Linked DNA regions of Homo sapiens: region 1 is linked to region 2. A link is a contact called in ENCODE Hi-C or POLR2A ChIA-PET data. All regions are on one chromosome and are shown on one strand. Each heading gives the region's core, a stretch centred on a gene start or an enhancer-like site at or near the end of the contact. The rest is flanking DNA. Distances are from core to core; before and after follow the strand shown. Region 1 has its middle 22 kb from the start of TNFSF9. Region 2 holds the start of TNFSF14 (TNF superfamily member 14).

Evidence for each region. A loop is a pair of places that touch in the nucleus more often than their neighbours do. ChIA-PET counts read pairs that join two places held with the same protein, here RNA polymerase II (POLR2A). Pooled maps may share reads with other maps.
Region 1: a pooled map shows a loop between it and region 2 (2.9-fold over the local background). The contact joins the enhancer-like site here to the promoter of TNFSF14 in region 2. A Hi-C loop is called at or near these places in 2 of 50 pooled maps. POLR2A ChIA-PET finds 5 or more read pairs at or near these places in 5 of 52 experiments (BJ, GM10248, GM12878 and 2 more).

What each region holds. Positions count from the first base shown.
Region 1 is chr19:6,550,691-6,554,653 of GRCh38, forward strand. It overlaps the pseudogene TGFBR1P1. Among named protein-coding and RNA genes, the nearest start is that of TNFSF9, 22 kb to the left of the region's middle. RefSeq lists an enhancer at 1,207-1,276. Within about 2 kb of position 1,414, at least 4 of the 41 ENCODE cell types and tissues checked have a DNase peak (open chromatin) inside an H3K27ac peak, as active enhancers do; they include GM12878, where a contact is called at or near this core.
Region 2 is chr19:6,667,777-6,672,270 of GRCh38, forward strand. TNFSF14 (TNF superfamily member 14) reads right to left here and starts at 2,384. Exons shown (of 4, transcript NM_001376887.1): 1 at 2,075-2,384. The coding sequence starts at 2,293. RefSeq lists enhancers at 904-993, 1,054-1,243, 2,144-2,233, 2,614-2,843 and a silencer at 3,414-3,513.

The sequences.
Region 1 (3,963 bases), core at 164-2,663, 120 kb before region 2:
GCGTGTGCCTGTAATCCCAGCTATTCGGGAGGCTGAGGCAGGAGAATCACTTGAATCTGGGAGGTGGAGGTTGCAGTGAGCCAAGATTGTGCCACTGCACTCCAGCCCAGGCGACAGAGCAAGACTCCCTCTCAAAAAGAAAAAAAAAAAAAAAGGCTTACGTAATACTGTTACAGAATCTTTAGGGTGTCACATTTCTGGTCGGAAATATCTGTGTCCCCTGGCACCTTTGCCAGAGTTCTTGTCTTGTGTCCAGGAAGAATGAGTTACACAGGGAAGTGGAGGGTGAACAGGATGAAGAGGAGTTTTATTGAGTGTTAGAACAGCTCAGAGAAGACCAAAGTGGGCAGCTCCTCTCTGTAGACAGTTCATTCCATTGAGTGCTCAGCTCTCAGCAGAGAGGAGACCCCAGAGAGGGTAGTTCCTCTCTGGTCCTCCTGATGGCTGCAGGTCTCAGCAGAGAGGAGGCCTTGGAGAGGGTGGCTTCTCTCTGCCCAGCAGGTCATCCCATCCTCACTGCAGCTTTCAGCAGAGAGTGTAGCTCCTTTCTGCAGCTGGTCGTCAGGTCATCTCCAGCTATTAGCACAGAGAGTGGCTTCTCTCTGCAGCTGGTCATCTGGACGTCTCTCTTTTTCTCTGCCCTGCTCTGGCTGAGCCTGGGGCTTTTATGGACCTCAGAGGGGATGCAGTGTGTGCCGACTGGTCCATTAACAGCCATGCATGGGCCTGGAAAAGGCATCACAAGTCCCCACTCTGGTCCACAGGTCTGGTGGCCCTCAGCCTTCAGGCCCTCCCTGGCCTGAAGGTGGGGTCTTAGCGAGGACTTGCTCCCTTCTGCCAGGAATCAGTCTGCCTCCTGCTGCCGTTCATGGCCCCAGGTTGGACCCTGACTTTGCTCCAAGATCAGAGCAGGCGCTGAGAGCAGGGAGAAACCAGGCAGTGGGAGCAGGTGCTTTGGAGCCTGCAAGGGCAGGGGGGCCTCCCTGGCCCCCCAAGAGCACAGGGAGGCTTGAATCTGCGGCCACAACTTGGGCGGCTGCAGAGGCCCAGGATGCAGCTTCAGGTGCTCCCCCTTGCAAGCTGGGGCGGGGATTCCTGATCCTTGCCGGGCCTGGGCTGGCGCCCAGGGCAGGGGCAATATCACCACGAACTGCCCCTGTTGCCCCGGCACTCAGGGGCAGCCTGTGGGGAGCTGATCCTGGCCCCAGCCTGGCCACGGGGAGTGGCAGGCTTGGTGGTCGCTCTGATGCGGGGTGGACCCCAAGAACACGGCTGGCAAGCCCTGCACAGAGCCTCCTCCTGATGCCTAGGAACCCTGAACCCTCTGCGGGGTGGGTGCAGTGGCTGCGCGGCTGGCTAGTCCCCAAAGAGGGCGCTGCTCCCTCTTCCTGCCCCCGCCCCCAAAGCACGGCCCCAGCTCCACATCCGGGCCCCTCTCTGCCCGACCGCGCTGCTCCAGCAGGGCGTGGGCTCCAGAGGGCTGTGGGCTGCGTGGCCGGGGAGCTGTCAGCCTCCTCCCTGGGCCCTCCCTGCAGCAGCCATGTGATGGCAGCAGCCAGACAGCCCACCACAGCCATCAATACCACACGAATTTTCACAATAAGCTGGACAAACTTTCCCTGGTGGAAAAATTAGTCTGTGGCCGGGTGTGGCTGGCCCTGGCTCTCCCAGGAGGTTTTCATGACGTAACCTGCCAATTTGATAAATCTCTGCCTCATAGAGTCACAAACGTTCTTCTCTAGATGAGAAGTTCTCCATGATTCCATAAATATAAATTTTAAAAAATTTAACCTGGGGCCGGGCGCGGTGGCTCATGCCTGTAATCCCAGCACTTTGGGAGGCGGAGGTGGGTGGATCACCTGAGGTCAGGAGTTCAAGACCAGCCTGGCCAACATGGTGAAACCCTTGTCTCTACTAAGAATACAAAAATTAGCTGGGCGTGGTGGTGTGTGCCTGTAATTCCAGCTACCCAGGAGGCTGAGGCAGGAGAATCGCTGGAACCTGGGATGCGGAGGTTGCAGTGAGCCAAGATCACGCCACTGCACTCCAGCCTGGGTGACAGAGCAAGACCCCGTCTCAAAAAACAAAACAAAACAAAACAAAAAAAACAAAAACTAACTTTAAGTTCAGGGGTACATGTGCAGGTTTGTTATATGGGTAAACCTGTGTCATGCGGGTTTGTTTTACAGGTTATTTCACCCAGGTGCTAAGCCTAGTATCCATTAGCTATTTTTCCTGATCCTCTTCCTCCCCCAACCCTCCACCGTCTGATAGGCCCCAGTGTGTGTTGTTCTCCTCTATGTGTCCATGTGTTCTTATCATTTAGCTCCCACTTATAAGTGAGAACATGCAGTATTTGTTTTTCTGATCCTGCGTTAGTTTTCTAGGGATAATGGCCTCTAGCTCCATCCATGTTCCTGCAAATGACATGATCTCGTTCTTTTTTATGGTGCATAGTATTCCGTGGTGTATATGTACCATATTTTCTTTATCCATTCTACCATTGATGGCCATTTAGGTTGGTTCCACGTCTTTGCTATTGAGAATATGCTGCAATGAATATATGCATGCACGTGTCTTTATAATAGAATGATTTATATTCCTTTGGGTTTACACCTAGCAGTGGGATTGCTGGACTGAATGGTAGTTCTGTGTTTAGGTCTTTGAGGAATCCTCACACTGTTTTCCACAATAGTGGAGCTAATTTACATTCCCACCAACAGTGTAAAAGCGTTCCTTTTCTTAGAAGACAATACCTTTTTTTGTTGTTGTTGTTGTTGAGACGGAGTCTCCCTCTGTTGCCCAGGCTGGAGTGCAGTGGTGTCATCCCAGCTCACTGTAACCTCCATCTCCCGGGTTCAAGCAATTCTCCTGTCTCAGCCTCCCAAGCAGCTGGGATTACAGGCTTGCATCACCACGCCCAGCTAATTTTTGTATTTTTAGTAGAGATGGGGTTTCACCCTGTTGGCCACGCTGGTCTCGAACTCCTGACCTCAAGTGATCCACCCACCTCAGCCTCCCAAAGTGTCAGGATTACAGGCGTGAGCCACCGTGCCCAGGCAAGAAGGGAATATCTTAATGACAACTTCTCCCCGCCGCTTTCCTCGCCAAAATTCTTCACATTCACCTTTGCCAGTGTTCCTGTAACAACAATAGTTTTCACAATTGTTCTCTGAACAAGCAATGGTAGACCTGATCCAGAGCCTGATATTGTCATATCATAAATTAAATCTTTTAATGTAGTTCCCTCTGAAATAAAAGGATAATCTTTTTTTTTTTTTTTTTGAGACGGAGTCTTGCTCTGTCGTCCAGGCTGGAGTGCGGTGGCGCGATCTCGGCTCACTGCAGGCTCCGCCCCCCCAGGGTTCACACCATTCTCCTGCCTCAGCCTCCCGAATAGCTGGGACTACAGGCGCCCGCCACCACGCCCGGCTAATTTTTTTGTATTTTTAGTAGAGACGGGGTTTCACTGTGTTAGCCAGGATGGTCTCGATCTCCTGACCTCATGATCCGCCCGCCTTGGCCTCCCAAAGTGCTGGGATTACAGGCGTGAGCCACCGTGCCTGGCCTAATAAAAGGATAATCTAATGAAGGGTCCTCTTTATTTGACACTTGATGGTGAGTGACAGTGCGGTTGTGGCAGAAACAGATCATTAACATGAGTGAGATGCAGAGGAGGCAATGACAGCTGCCAGTTCTATGAGACCTGGGCCAGGCGACGGCTTCATAGTAGTTGAGTGTTTTATTTTATTGCAATGGTCCTGATTGCAGCAACATATTGTGGTCACAGACCCGGTTTATTTATTTATGTTTTTTATCTTAAACAATTTTTTTTTGAGGCAGTCTCACTGTGTTGCCCAGGCTGGAGTGCAGTGACACGATCTCAGTTCACTGCAACCTCTGCCTCCCAGGTTCAAGTGATTCTCCTGCCTCAGTCTCCCGAGTAGCTGGGTCTACAGGTGT
Region 2 (4,494 bases), core at 1,134-3,633:
ACACCTCTAATCCCAGCACTTCGGGAGGCCGAGGTGGGCAGATTACCTGAGGTCAGGAGTTCGAGACCAGCCTGGCCAACACAGTAAAACCCTGTATCTACTAAAACTACAAAAATTAGCTGGGCCTGGTGGTGGGTGCCTGTAATCCCAGCTGCTCTGGAGGCTGAGGCAGGAGGATCGCTTGAACCTGGGAGGTTGCAGTGGGCCCAGATTGTGCCACTGCACTCTAGCCTAGGTGACAGAGTGAGATTCTATCTCAAAAAATAAATAAATAAATAAAAGGGTTTAATAAATAAATAACATTGCCCAGAGCAGTGGCTTACACCTGTAATCCCAGCACTTTGGGAGGCCAAAGTGGGAGGACAGCTTGAGGCCAGGAGTTTAAGACCAGCCTGGGCAACACAACAAGACCTCATCTCTACAAAAAATTTTTAAGATTAGCCAGGCATGGTGGTGCATGCCTGTAGTCCCAGCTACTCATGAAGCTGGGACAGGAGGCTTGCTTGAGCCCAGGAGTTCAAGGCTGCAGTGAGCTATGATCGTGCCACTCCACTCTAGCCTGGGAAGCAGAGTGAGACACAGTCTCTAAGATAAATAAATATGTAATTAATTAAATAAATAAGTAATATTTAAAAATACAGGGACAAGGCCAGGCGTGGTGGCTCACACCTGTAATCCCAGCACTTTGGGAGGCTGAGGCAGGTGGATCACTTGAGGTCAGGAGTTCGAGACAAGTCTGGCCAACATGGTGAAACCCCGTCTGTACTAAAAATACACAAATTAGCCAGGCACGGTGGCGGATGCCTGTGATCCCAGCTACTGCTCAGGAGGCTGAGACAAGGGAATCACTTGAACCTGGGAGGTGGGGTTGTAGTGAGCCAAGACTGCACCACTACACTACAGCCTGGGCTATGGGAGAGAAACCTTGTCTCAAAAAAAAAAAAATGCAGACAGCGAGATGGCTGGACACATGGACACCACCCTTGGGATATAGCACCTGCCACAGGGCACAGACCTCAACATCATCATGACGCTGAGAAGACACATGTGGGCTCAGATGCGTGGACATGTGGTTTGTGGTTTATGGATCCATGTGCGTCTACAGACACAGAGACCCAGAGACAAAGACAGACAACGTGAATACACCGGCTGCAGCTAGGCGGGTGTGTGGACATGTGGGTACACGCACATACGTCCACATGGGTATATGGACACGAATGTGTGGCCACCGGATCCAGACCCAGGACACAAAAGGGGCCAAGCCCACAGGGGTATGGTGTTGGGCACACATAGACCCCCAGGTGAGGCACACAGACAGGCGGACACATCCACAGCCAGCTGGAAGCAGACCGAGAAATTTCCACAGATGGAAATGGTCAGAGAATTAATGACAATCGCAGTAACAGTAATAAGAGTACCAGAGAAGGCCAGGCGCAGTGGCTCACACCTGTAATCCCAGCACTTTGGGAGGCTGAGGCGGGTGGATCTCCTGAGGTCGGGAGTTTGAGACCAGCCTGACAAACATAGAGAAGCCCCATCTCTACTAAAAATACAAAATTGGCCAGGCGTGGTGGCGCATGCCTGTAATCCCAGCTACTCGGGAGGCTGAGGCAGGAGAATCACTTGAACCCGGGAGGCAGAGGTTGCGGTGAGCAGAGATCATGCCATTGCACTCCAGCCTGGGCAACGAGAGTGAAACTCCGTCTCAAAAATAAAAAAGTACAGAGAAAATGCATGCGTGTGTGCACAGGGGTGTGCATGGCAGTGTTGGGGTGTCAGTTCCGACGGGTGGAGCTGGCATCGTCTGGTACTACACATGCCATAGCATACTTCGTCCCCTATGAAGAGACTGCCCTTATTTTGTAGATGAAGACACTGAGGTTCAGAGAGGTGAATTCACTTGCCCAAGGCTGGGAGCAGCAACCAGTCAAGCCAGCTGCTCTCAGCCTGTGCCCTGTCCTACACACACACACACACACACACACACACACACACACAGACACACAGTGACCCACAATGACACAGGGGAGCCCCCCTCACCTCCACCTGCTCTCAGCCCCCCGGTCCCACTCACAGGCAGGCGGGTGACCATCTCTCCTAGACGCCAGTGCAGCTGCAGGAGGAACCAGCCTTGGACGGCCAGCCCGGCCCCCATCAGCAACAGCAAGAGACCCAGACCCACCCGGGCCACACTGCACGACTGTCTCCGGTGGCTTCGTCCCAGCCTCGTGAATGGGATGTCGGTCTGTCCATCCACCACAAACACTGAGGGCCGTACGACACTCTCCTCCATGCCCAAGGTGTCTGGAGCAGGGCTGACACGCCTGGGTCCTTCAACCTCAGAGGAAACCGAAATTGCTCAACACTCCTGGGCTGTGCACGCTGCGGACAGGCACCCGTGGGCCGCCTTTAGAGCTGGGGTTCAGCCCCACCCCTTCCCCCACTCACCCTCCTCTTCTTCCGGTACCCGCCGCCCCCGGTCTTGGCCCTGTCTCACTCTCACTCATACAGACTCTCACACTTTCCAGAGGCTTCTGAAAATGTGACTCAGGTGGCAAGTGCAGTGGGGAGCCCCCAGCTTTCCCTTCTTGGATGCTTCATTCGCTTGGGGCCACCAAATATCGACTGAGGACTTTCTGCCCATGCCAGGCTCTGCTCTCGGTGTGGGGGATGCAGCAATGAACAACAGCAAGAAGGGTCCCTGCTCCTCTTCTGGTGGAGCCAGAGAGACAAGAAACCTCGTAAACAAGAAAATAATACGTTGTGGGTTTTTTTGTTCGTTTATTTGTTTTGTTTTTGAGATGGAGTCTCGCTCTGTTGCCCAGGCTGGAGTGCAGTGGCGCGATCTCAGCTTACTACAACCTCCACCTCCTGGGTTCAAGCAATTCTCCTGCCTCAGCCTCCCAAGTAGCGGGGATTACAGGCGCGTGCCACCACGCCTGGCTGCTTTTTGTATTTTTAGTAGAGATGGGTTTTCACCATGTCGGTCAGGCTGGTCTCGAACTCCTGACCTCAAGCGATCCACCCACCTCAGCCTCCCAAAGTGCTGGGATTACAAACGTGAGCCGCACCATGCCCGGCCTTCTGTTGTGTTTTGATGTGACAAGTGCAGTGAAAAACACAAGAGTGGAATAAAGGAGTGGATGTGTGCTCTGTGTGTGTGCTTGTCTGCATGCATATATGTGTGCAGTGTGTGCATGTGAATGTGTGTATTCAGTTGTGTGCATGCAAGTGTGTATCATGTACACATGTGCAGGCGCATGCCTGTGTATCATACATGTGCTGGCATGTAAATGTGCGTGCATATGTGGGCAGGTGCATGCATATGTGTATGGTCATCTGTGTGCATGTGCATGTGGTCCATGTACATGCATGCATGTGCACGTGTGTGTATGTGTGAACATGCATCACATGTGCAAGTGGGTGTGCATATATGTGCTGTGTGCAGGTGTGTGCATGTGTGTGTGCCTGTGCATTGGTGCGTGTATGTGTGTGTGCGCACTTGCACGGGTGTGTTCATGTGTGTGGGGAGGTCCATGTATGAGTGTGCATGCATTCAAGCGTGGATTTTTTTTTTTTTCGAGACGGAGTCTCGCTCTGTCGCCCAGGCTGGAGTGCAGTGGTGCGATCTCGGCTCACTGCAAGCTCCGCCTCCCAGGTTCACGCCATTCTCCTGCCTCAGCCTCCTGAGTAGCTGGGACTACAGGCGCCCACCACCGCACCCAGCTAATTTTTTGTATTTTTAGTAGAGACGGGGTTTCACCGTGTTAGCCAGGATGGTCTCAATCTCCTGACCTCGTGATCCGCCTGCCTTGGCCTCCCAAAGTGCTGGGATTACAGGCATAAGCCACCGCACCCAGCCTTTTTCTTTCTTTTTTTTTTTGAGGCAGAGTCTCACTTTGTCACCCAGGCTGGAGTGCAGTGGTGCCATTTTGGCTCACTGCAACCTCTGCCTCCCGGATTCAAGCAATTTTCCTGCCTCAGCCTCCTGAGTAGCTGGGATTACAGGCGCCCACCACCATGCATAGCTAATTTTTGTATTATATGTTGGCCATTATATATGTTGTAACATATATGTTGTCTATATGTTGGCCAGGCTGGTCTCGAACTCCTGACCTCAGGTGATCTGCCCACCTCAGCCTCCCAAAATGCTAGAATTACAGGCGTGAGCCACTGCACTTGGCTTCTGTCTTGTTTCATAAGTATCTTTGTAATATCCTTGATTTTACCTCTTGGCCCTGAAAGCCAAAAACACTTATGTGGCCCTTTATAGATACAGTTTGCTGCCAGCTTGCCCCTGAGCTTAGGCTAAGACACGAAGTGCCCTTCACTGGGGCCTCTGTGGTTGGACCCTCGTGCTTTTGCTCACTCTGCCCCAGACAGATATCCTGGGTCTTTGCACTTCCTCTTCCTGCTGCTGGGAACCATCTTCCCTAGATCTCCAAAGCAGGCTCCCCCTGCTCATCTGCGTCTTGACTCAAGAAACTTCTCACA